Linked DNA regions of Mus musculus: region 1 is linked to region 2. Evidence: chromatin contacts called from ENCODE Hi-C data. All regions are on one chromosome and are shown on one strand. The core of a region is the stretch at or near the end of the contact, and the rest is flanking DNA. Distances in the headings are between cores, read along the strand shown. Region 1 overlaps Gm34451 (a long non-coding RNA gene). Region 2 holds the start of Mark1 (MAP/microtubule affinity regulating kinase 1).

Region 1 (5,268 bases), core at 595-3,094, 150 kb after region 2:
CTCTTCCCTCCACACACATCCTGCCTAGCCTCCTTTCTTCCCTCTGTGGCAAAAAGCATTTCACAGAAAAACATCCCAGTAGCAGCCAAAGAAAACAAACCCAGGAAAAAGCAGCCACGGACCAGGGAGGAAGCAGGGTTCTGAACCCTCATAGATAACGATCTTTGAGTCAAAGCCACAGAGCCCACTACAATGAGGAAAGAGTTCAGGGGATACCCAGAGCAGGTTGGCTGGAGGTCAGGTCCCTGGCCTCAGTCAGCCCAAGTCCCACAGCTCCGAGCTGGATATGAAATGGAAAACAATGCCTGCCTATACACAGATGGAGACCCAGCAAATTCCTGGACCATTTATTTGACAAACAAACTGAAATTTTTCTTGGCTGAGGTGGGCAGGCAGACAAGGCTGTGCATCTTGCTGATTCCCTGGCTGGCTCATTCCTCACTCTTTTCCTCAGGCTGCACACTTAGGGTAGTCTGATCCTGACTTCTATCTTTCCTCCTTTCCCCGAGATGGAGAATGCGAGTAAGCCACTCCCAGAGAGCACCTGCCATTTGGAGCTCTTAGTGTCTGTTCCCTTCCTGACCATCTCAAGGGGCAACCAGCCCTCTTCCTGTGACAGAGCGTCTGACAGACTGCGGAGGGTCGGGATCATTGGCGATTGGCCTGTAACCTCACTTCTCTTGGTCTCTTTCAAAACATTTATCCTCAAGGGCCTCTTAGGTCTGACTCTCCACTGAGCTGAAATTGCTCATTGGGACTCCCTGGCCAGGAAGGAAGGCAGCATTTCCTTCACGTCCTCCTGGAACTAGCTCACAACACTTCCTCCCCACCCTTCCCTCCAAAGCCCTGGTCACAGAGCCTCCTGGTGGAAGCATGCAGCAACAGCCTGGGAAACCCCAGCCTAACACTTAGGCTCCCAAAGGCCAAAGGAAGTCAGGTTTAAATTGGGGAGGACCTGGAGCCAGGACCAGGGGCTGATGGCAGTGGCACTGGGGTAGACAGAATACAGACAGAACTCCCTACAGCCATATATTGTGCATTTTCAGGACAAACTAGAAACTTCCAATTAAAACAAATATGTAGGGCTGGAAAGATGGCTTGGTGGGTGGTTAAGAGCATTTCATGCTTTTCCAGAGGATGCTGGTCCAATTCCCAGTACCCACATCAAGTAACTTGTAACTAACTGTAACTCCAACTCCAAGAGTAACCAAGGGCTCTGTAGGTACCTTCACTCGCATGCAAATACCCACGTGTACATACACATAATTGAAAACATAATTCCTACACAGGGCCTATAATCCCAGCACGCTGGAGGCCGAGGCTGGAGGATTAACATGTCTGAGACCGTCCTGGACTATCTAGCAGACCCCCATCTCAAAGAAAAGGCAATAAAATAATACAATTTCCATTAAGTTAAAAAAATTTTTCCTGCTACCTGAAACAAAACAAATTTTCCTAAAGGCCTATATTCACTAACTTACAGAATAGCAAACTTGAACGTTCTAGAGATTTATACCCCCATAGGCATCATGTAAAACCTGCACAATGGGCCCTCCTCCCCGGCTAGAACCCCCTACCCAGCCAATATAATATTTTGATTCAGAGCTCAGATCGTGTTTGTCTCTGGAAGTGAACTTTCCCTCCCTCCCAGGCCTCCAATGCCCTGCTTTGCTGTGTCTACTAGCAACTAATAACGTTACTCGAGTTTTCATGTCCGCTGGATAAAGTCCACATTCCACTGCACGGTGTGGCTCTGCCCTGCGCTTGTTTATCTCCCGAGTCCTGTTTTTCCTCCTGTTTTTCCTCCTCTCTCCAGCAGAGGGACCGGTAAGGCTGGGCTCAGTTCTTGTCAAGAGGCCGGCCTGCGATTCTGTATGCAGTGGCCTCTCGCTTGTGGCTCACGTGTGGGCTTGCAGTCTATTGGTTCCTAGAGATAGGCGGATACACAGTGGATGCTGAGACGGCAGAACCGACTGTGGAGGGCCATTTTCAGCCAGCTTCTTTCAAGGTCCCCATGCGCAAAGCAACGTGGGCTATGCCTGCTGCTTCTGGTGAAATGGCATGACACTGGCTTCCTTCCCGATGCAGACAGCAGGTGCCTCTGTGTCAGTAGACCCCTCTGACAGGAACACCACCTCACCCCACCACCAACACAAACAGCCTGGTGAATGGATAGGAACTCCTTTGCAAACAGCTGGGTGGGCATTTGATGACGTCCTCTGAAGAAGGCAGCAGAAACTTCCTTGCTCGGGCAGAAGACCTGAAAGGAGGAAATCTTTACAACCTCGAGAGAACTACCGAGTCCGTAGTGCAAAGAAACAGGACGTCCGTCCGCTGAGGCAGGCCGGGAGGACAGGCTAGCTGTCCCTTAGTGTGTGTGTGTGTGTGTGTGTGTGTGTGTGTGTGCCCCAGGAGCACTTCCCCTGCCTCCATGGAGTTGCTCACTGATCCTCACGGCTAAGTGTCTGTTTTCTAACGTGGAAAGTGGAGCCTTTCTATCTCCCCTTTTCCAACTTCAACGGAAATCCTAAGCTCCGGCACCGGAGGTAGCTCCCCTTCTCTCTGAAGCCGCCCTTCCCTCACACACCTGCTTTGTGTTCCTGTCCTCTAACTCACACAGCATGACTTTCTAATATCCCCATCTCCTGGTCACTGCTGACATCTCTCACTCTGTTTGTTTTTCTTTCTGCCAAACTCCAGTTTAAAATTCTTTTATCAATGAGACAGAACAGGCAGACAGGACCCTGTGTTGTTTTCCAATTCTCTGAGGTTGTTTTGAATTGTTGACTTGGTACAAGCTAGAATCACGTGGGAAGAGGGTATCTATGAGGATTAGGCTAGCAGCAGCCGAAAGCACAGCCTCCTCCCACACACAGAGGAGCTGGAAGGAAGGTCAACAGCCCGGATGACCACAAACCTGCTCTCACAGAGCAGCAATGCGCTCTCCTCCTCACTGAGGAGGCACCCGACTTACATTCATGGGACACTAGAGCTGCCCCACTCCAGGACGCACAGACAGGGCAAAGGCTAGTATCTTTAGGGCCAATCGACTGTTGACATTGCAAAGTTAGACTTTCTACTCTAAAAGGTTCAAAGACAGACTCTGGACTGAGGTTCTCAGTCTTCCTTGGTGGCTCTCCCCTACGAGGCAACTGATGGCTTTCAAACTTGAGCTCCTGCCTCATCCCATGTCAAATTGTTAAACTGTATAACTCTGTTAGCTTTGTTCCTATGATCATCAGTTTAGGCCTGATTCTGTTTGTTTGTTTGTTTTTTGTTTTTTTTTTGTTTTTTGTTTTTTTGTTTTTGTTTTGTTTTTTTTTTTTTTTTTGAGACAGGGTTTCTCTGTATAGCCCTGGCTGTCCTGGAACTCACTTTGTAGACCAGGTTGGCCTCGAACTCAGAAATCCGCCTGCCTCTGCCTCCCGAGTGCTGGGATTAAAGGCGTGTGCCACCACTGCCCGGCAAGGCCTGATTCTTAATGACACCATTAAATACATTTTGTGAAGTGACACAAAATACACTAGGAATGACAAGACTTAAGTTTTTGCTACCCTGGAGTGTAGCGTGAACATGGCTGCCTTCTCAAAAATTAGCCTTGTGGGCTGGAGAGATAGCTCAGTGGTCAAGAGCACTGACTGCTCTTCCGAAGGTCCTGAGTTCAAATCCCAGACACAACATGGTGGCTCACAACCATCCATAATGAGATCTGACGCCCTCTTCTGGTGTGTCTGAAGACAGCTACAGTGTACTTACATACAATAATAAATAAATTTGGGCTGGATCAGGTGGGATCAGAGTGAGAGGGACTGGAGCGAGCAGAGGTCCTGAGTTCAATTCCCAGCAAACACATGATGGCTCACAGCCATCTGTACAGCTACCATGTACTCATATACATAAAATAAATCTTTTTAAAAATTAGCATTGTAGGAGTCTGGAGAGATGACTCAGAGGATAAGAGCACTGGCGGCTCTCCAGGAGGACCCAGGTTCAATTCCCAGCACCCACATGGCAGCTCACCACTGTCTATAACTCCAGTTTCAGGGGATCTGATGCCCTCATACAAGCAGGCAAAACACAAGAGTACACAAAATAAAAATAAGTAAATTATTAAAAATTAGCATCATGTTTACTAATGCTTCCAGTTTAAAACTAGGGCCTGTGAGGTAGACTGTACGGTCACTGTTACAGACTAATGCCAGCATCCTGCCTGCAGCAGGTCTGGGATGCAGGGAGCTTGCCTGAAGCCAAGTGCTCAGTGAGGAAACACTTCCTTGCTGTTTTCCTTCTCTCCCCATCATTTAAACCAAGAACAGTGAAAAGCAAAGCAGATAGACGAGTGGTGGTCCCCAGCCTCCCGTCAGCTACTGCTGCAGACAAGGGGGTCTGCCAAGGTGACGGATAGGAGGCTTCTCTGCTAAAAGCCACTGGGACAGGGCGTCCTGGCAGGGCACATATTGGGTAATGGTGAGCTCAGAGAGCAGAGGACTGGCATTCACTATGGCGAAGGCCCTCACTGGTCTGATCACAGAGCTCAGAAACAGCCCAGATCTGTGAAATCCAGCATCTATAGCTATGCCTAAGCTGTAACCCATCACTTTACAACCAGGGCAGTGGAAGCCCAGAAGGTTCAATTACCTGTCTGGGAAGCTATTTCTTCTTGGATATCTCACAAATGTCTCATACTTGACAACAGGACTCGCCATCTTTCTCCCCAGGCCAGGTTTTCAGACTCAGTGTGGCTCACCCACAGACTCATCCCAGATTACCATGCTGTGGAGCTGGGAGCTACCGTCTCCTGACTGTTACCTAGTTCATGTCCATTCTTGGTGTTATCCCTGACATCGCCAAAAACTCCAGGGCCAGTTAGCCTGGCTGAACAGTGATGAACAAGAGACCTGCTTCAAGGCAGAAGGTAAGGAGGGATGGTTGGAGTTATCCTTAGACCTCCACACTCATGCTGGGGTACACCTGCACAGGCACACACAGAGAGACACATACAGATACACACAGATACACCTGCACACACACACAGACACACAGAGAGACACACAGATACAGACATACAGACACTGATACACATACAGATATACACACAGATACACACAGAGACACATACAGATACACACAGAGGTACACACAGATTCACACACACAGACATACAGATACACATACAGATAGACACACACAGATATACACACAGATACAGACACAGACAAACACACAGATATACACAGATACAGACATACACACACACACACACACACA
Region 2 (4,799 bases), core at 2,289-4,788:
CTTTTCTTTTCCTACTCTTTAAAACATATACATTTGCTACTTAGAGTTAAGCCTAAATCAGGCGCTATTTAGTGTGTGTATCTCTCTCTCTCACACACACACACACACACACACACACACACGGGGTGGGGCATGTGTATACTACATGTGTGTAGTGTATGCACCTTACTTCTTTGAGACAGTGTCTCTCAGTGAAGCTGAGCCAAGCCAACTAAACATCCTTTGCCTCCACCCCCACAGTAGGTGGGTACAGTCAGAGTGGCCATATCTGGCTTTTACACGACGCTGGGGATTCAAATTCAGGGCTTTGTGCTTATGTGGCAAGCACTCTTACCTGCTGAGCCACCTCTCCCGTCCTTAGGTGATACATCTTCATGAGACATACTTGATTTTTGTTTAGGTTTCAGAACATCTGGAGTTTAAAAAAAAAGTAGATTCCAACAGTCATGTTCTCTCTAAATAACTTTTAAAATGCCCAAACATGGAATCAAACTTGTTTCTGAATTTAAATTATGATGAAATCAATAAAAATTCAAATGACTTCTCAAGCGGGGAGGAGCCAAGAGTAGCTAGTGCTGCCAGTAGTGGCCAGTGTAGTTACAAAATTTCTTCCATGGGGCCATGGTTAACAGCACTCTTTAGCCGCCATCCATTTGGGTTTAGCACATTGTTGATCTCCATTTTTCTTGTTTTGGCAGAACCTCAATTTTCTTCTCAAACTTTTAAATCACTCTACCCCAGAAGCTTCTAAACTACACGTCACATTTTTTTAAATAGCCCCAAAGAGAATTGCTAGAAGCCTTAGAACATTCCCTCTGCCATTTTCACAAAGTCACAGTTATAAAAACCCATGTAGGAAAACGTTGCTTGTGGCATTTTCATTATTAAGGACTAGGGTTAAACAGTTTGACAACATCCCAACATCCCCTTATGCCGTTTTGCAGCAGAAGAGCACACAACTTTTTTTTTAATGGAGGTTTTGTTGTTTGTTTGTTTGTTTGTTTACCTATGAAAAGTGCATTTTTCACTATATACCAAACCTAGGACTGTGGGTGTTGCCATGAATTAAATGCTAGTTTTTAAAGGTAGAGTTATTTCTTGTCTATCTTACTCAATAGAATTATAATTCTGGGTTATTACAAATCATTCCCGAAGCCAGGCAGTGGTGGCACACACCTTTAATCCCAGCACTTGGGAGGCAGAGGCAGGCTGATTTCTGAGTTCGAGGCCAGCCTGGTCTACCCAGTGAGTTCCAGGACAGCCAGGGAAACCCTGTCTGGAAACAAACAAAAACAAAAAGAGAACAAGAAAAACAAAAATAACCATTCCCTTTGATGTAGCCCCTTTGCTAGGAAAGTTCCTTAGCAACAATATAACAATATAAAACTGGGTTCTTTAAATAATAACCACTCAATTCCAATTTCACTACTTGAGCAAAATGTAGCTAAGAGTTGTCTGTGTGGAAGCCACTGGGCTCAGATCCTAGGCTTCCCTTTGAGCTCTGTCTCTAATTAGCTCCATCTCTCACAGGGGTGAGCTCACGGTCTTGTGACTGGTACACCATTGAACACCCCCAGCCATTCCAGTTATCTTCTTCTGTGTCTCATTAGCCTGAGGTAGCTATGATCGTGAATAAGTCAAGTCAGAGGAATTTTGTGAAATGGAAATACCCATCAGGGTTACCAGAGGAATGAGGACAGGGGATAGCATGTGAATAGCCTTTGAAGAATGACATCTAAGCTACTGGTGGAAGCCTTGTTGCATGGGGGGAGCACCTTGCTTGCTTATTGCTAGGCTAATGCAGACATAGTTGGAACACAAGGGACTTCTGTGTTAGCAGGGGTGCTGAGTGCACAACCTCCAGCTGATGAGAAAAGTACAAACTCATGCTTCAGTATATCTCGGTGAACCCCGATTTCTGAAGGACTCTAAAAGTGTGCCATTCCCAGAGGCACACCATAATGCAGGCTGTGGCCTTGTCATTAGTTCCAAAGCCTAAGTGCTAGTTGAACAGTAGAGATGGCCACCAAAGTGGTCTTGGGATTTTCATTTGCTCTGTGGAATTGAGAAGTACTTACAACATAAGATGCTTGAGAAATAAATATGCAGCTCGTGTTCTAGAAGCGACTACATACGGTGTGTGTGTGTGTGTGTGTGTGTGTGTGTGTGTGTGTGTGTGTATTCCCTCAAGATATGGGTTTGCTATTTTTAGGTTCTTCTGGCCCATGTTTTAAGGGTCAAGTGTTAAGTTTTCAGAAACAACTTTTAATGAGTCAGGATAAAAACCATCTGGCACAGGAATTCTTCCTCAAATGGATGCATTTGGGAAAGAGGAGTTTCCCATCATCCCAAGATTCCCATTTGAGGTTGAAGAAAGAAAAGGAATAGGGAGATGGTAAAGTTTTATCCTAGAGGCCAAGTGTGCAAAATATCAGAGTAAGAATGACAACATTGCATGGGGACAAATATGCCCAGGACCTGGAGTGGCAGGTGGAGGGAAAGGCAAAGCAGCCTTTTGGAAGGAAGAGTTCCAGACAGACCACAGAGACAGCCTTCTTACTCTCTCTGAATAAGTAGCCTAAGTGACACTTCCTTGTATCCCAGGAAGTGACGATCAGCCACTGTAGACATCAAGTCTCACCCACTCCAGGGATGCTGTGGGGTGCGGGGAGCCCTCTTCCACATGCTTTCTGGGCCAGCTCCTTTCATGAGGCTTTTGTGCCTTTTGTCCACGCCTGCCCCTGAACAACACCTCAGGGCAGAAGGATGCTGAAGGAAGGCTCGAAGAAAACCAGGAATTAAACCAGAGGAGAATTTAAGGATGGGCCAAGTGGAGAGTAGGATGGATGGTACCCAATGCTCCCTCCAGTGAAACAAATAAAAAAATACATAAAAAAGGAGGAAGGAGGGGGATCGTTCTCTATTCGCACGAACCCCATGTGTCCCCAGTGCCGGTTTAAAAGCCACACAAGAATCAACATCAAATCGCAGGACGCCCGCCGGAGGTTCTGAGGGGACAGGCTGATCCGCGGGTGGGGCGAGTCACTAATGAAATCCGGCCCGGCGGGCGGAGGCGGCCCCGCATCCCTAATGAGGGAATGAATGGAGAGGCCCCTCGGCTGGCGCCCGCCCACCCGGCGGCGGCCGCCAAGAGCCTCGGGGCGCTGCGTGCCGTGCCGCGCCCGCCGCTCCGCGCGCACCGGCTCCGGCCGCCGAGGGCTCCGGCTGATCGCGGCGGGGACGGCGCGGAGCGGCGCGCGGGCTCGGGGCCGCGGGGCCCGGCGCGGATGCGGCAGCGGCGGCGGCGACGGCGGCGGCGGCGGCGGCGCTCACCTGAGGCGGCGTGCGGGAGGCGCTGTCAGGGCCGCGCTCGCCGGGCGCCGCGCTGAGGCAGCTCCGGGGCGCCCGCTCTCCACTCAGCCCGCCGCGGCCCTCCGCGCCCGACCGGCGTCCCCGCGGCTCGGTCCCCGCGTCCTCGCCCGCCTTCCCGCCCCGCGGCCTGCGGGAGCCGCGCGCTCCCCGGCGCGGCCTGCTCGCGCGCGCCCGCCCTCGCCGAAGCCCTCCGCGGCCCGCGACCCGCCGGACCCCCCGCTCGACCCCGCTGCCCGCGCAAGATGTCGGCGCGGACGCCATTGCCCACGGTGAACGAGCGGGACACGGAGAACGTGAGTCTCCCGAGCCTCCGGCGCGGCTACCTGGGCGAGCCCGGCCTGACCCCCTTCCCCGTCCTTCCCGTCCCTACGCGGGGAGCCCCGGGGCGGCCCTCTGCTCGGAGGGGGTCCTGCCTGAGGGGATGCGGAGGGTGATGGAGGGCAGAGGGTGGGCGTCCAGAGTGGCTTCGTGAGCACCCCAACATTCTGGTCGCGCCCCCAGCCCCCCACTCGAGTGAATGGATGCTTGCTTGGCTGCAGCCCACGAGCCAGCCGAACCTCTTACACCTCGGCTGTCCTGGGATCTTTCAGCCCTTTGCTTTTCTGGATTTTTTTGAGTCCTTTGCAAACATACACCCCACCCCACCCCCGCATTGCCCCATGACTTTGCTTTTTGTAACATCAGGTCCACATTGGGGGGTGGGGGGGGGCACGGGCACCTTAGGGATAAAGAGGGCAGTGAAGTAGAGGGGTGTGTGTGTGTGTGTGACTTTATGTCACTGCAATACTCTCAGTGAAGAGTGGAAGATTTCACTTACAGCTTCTGTAGCCCCAAGGTGAGAAAGAAAAGATTTAAGAACCCCAAGAAGCCAGCTGTCTTCTTCTCTTCCTCAATCCAGTGTTCGTGACTCAGGGACAGGTTTTAAGTACTTCTCCTCAGAGTGTCACAAGGCACATTTCTTTGAAGGCAGGATTTTTCTGTGTCTGATCAAATTGCCCTCAGGAGCTTCTTTGTTTAGTTTGGTTTGGTTTAATTTTTTTTTTTTTTTTTTTTTGTTTTTAAATCAAGATTGAGATGTTCACTCGCCGTATTTGAAGTCTAACAAAACCAAGAGAAAGGCCAATTGTAATTTCATCTTCTGAGACGGACGATTGTGTTTATATGTGTGTGCAGGTTCCTTTGCAGGAAAGGTGGCTTTCTGTCACTGTTGTTTTTAAAATTCTCCGCGACCTGCCAAGGGGCCCGGAGGCTCCAGAGGGTCTGGCCTGATTGCTGACAAGTTTTAAGGAACTAGGGGGTTCTAGGCTTTGCGTGGCCGACCAGAGAGCTCTCTGGGTGTCTACGCCCCTCATCGGTCCTCCAGTGCTTAATGTACCAGTGACTTCATAGGGATTGTAAAGTAAAAATACTCAAGTGCTTTGGTGTTC

Evidence for each region. A loop is a pair of places that touch in the nucleus more often than their neighbours do.
Region 1: a map of left cerebral cortex shows a loop between it and region 2 (2.8-fold over the local background). The contact joins the enhancer-like site here to the promoter of Mark1 in region 2. A Hi-C loop is called at or near these places in 1 of 37 maps with a recorded cell type or tissue (left cerebral cortex).

What each region holds. Positions count from the first base shown.
Region 1 is chr1:184,849,040-184,854,307 of GRCm38, reverse strand. Gm34451 (a long non-coding RNA gene) reads right to left here. Exons shown (of 2, transcript XR_865818.3): 2 at 1-2,260. Among named protein-coding and RNA genes, the nearest start is that of Mtarc2, 5.8 kb to the right of the region's middle. Within about 2 kb of position 1,844, at least 3 of the 3 ENCODE cell types and tissues checked have a DNase peak (open chromatin) inside an H3K27ac peak, as active enhancers do; they include left cerebral cortex, where a contact is called at or near this core.
Region 2 is chr1:184,998,288-185,003,086 of GRCm38, reverse strand. It overlaps Mark1 (MAP/microtubule affinity regulating kinase 1), which reads left to right and starts at 3,538. Exons shown (of 18, transcript NM_145515.2): 1 at 3,538-3,665. The coding sequence starts at 3,615. Gm39728 (a long non-coding RNA gene) reads right to left here and starts at 3,521. Exons shown (of 5, transcript XR_865821.3): 1 at 3,334-3,521; 2 at 335-412.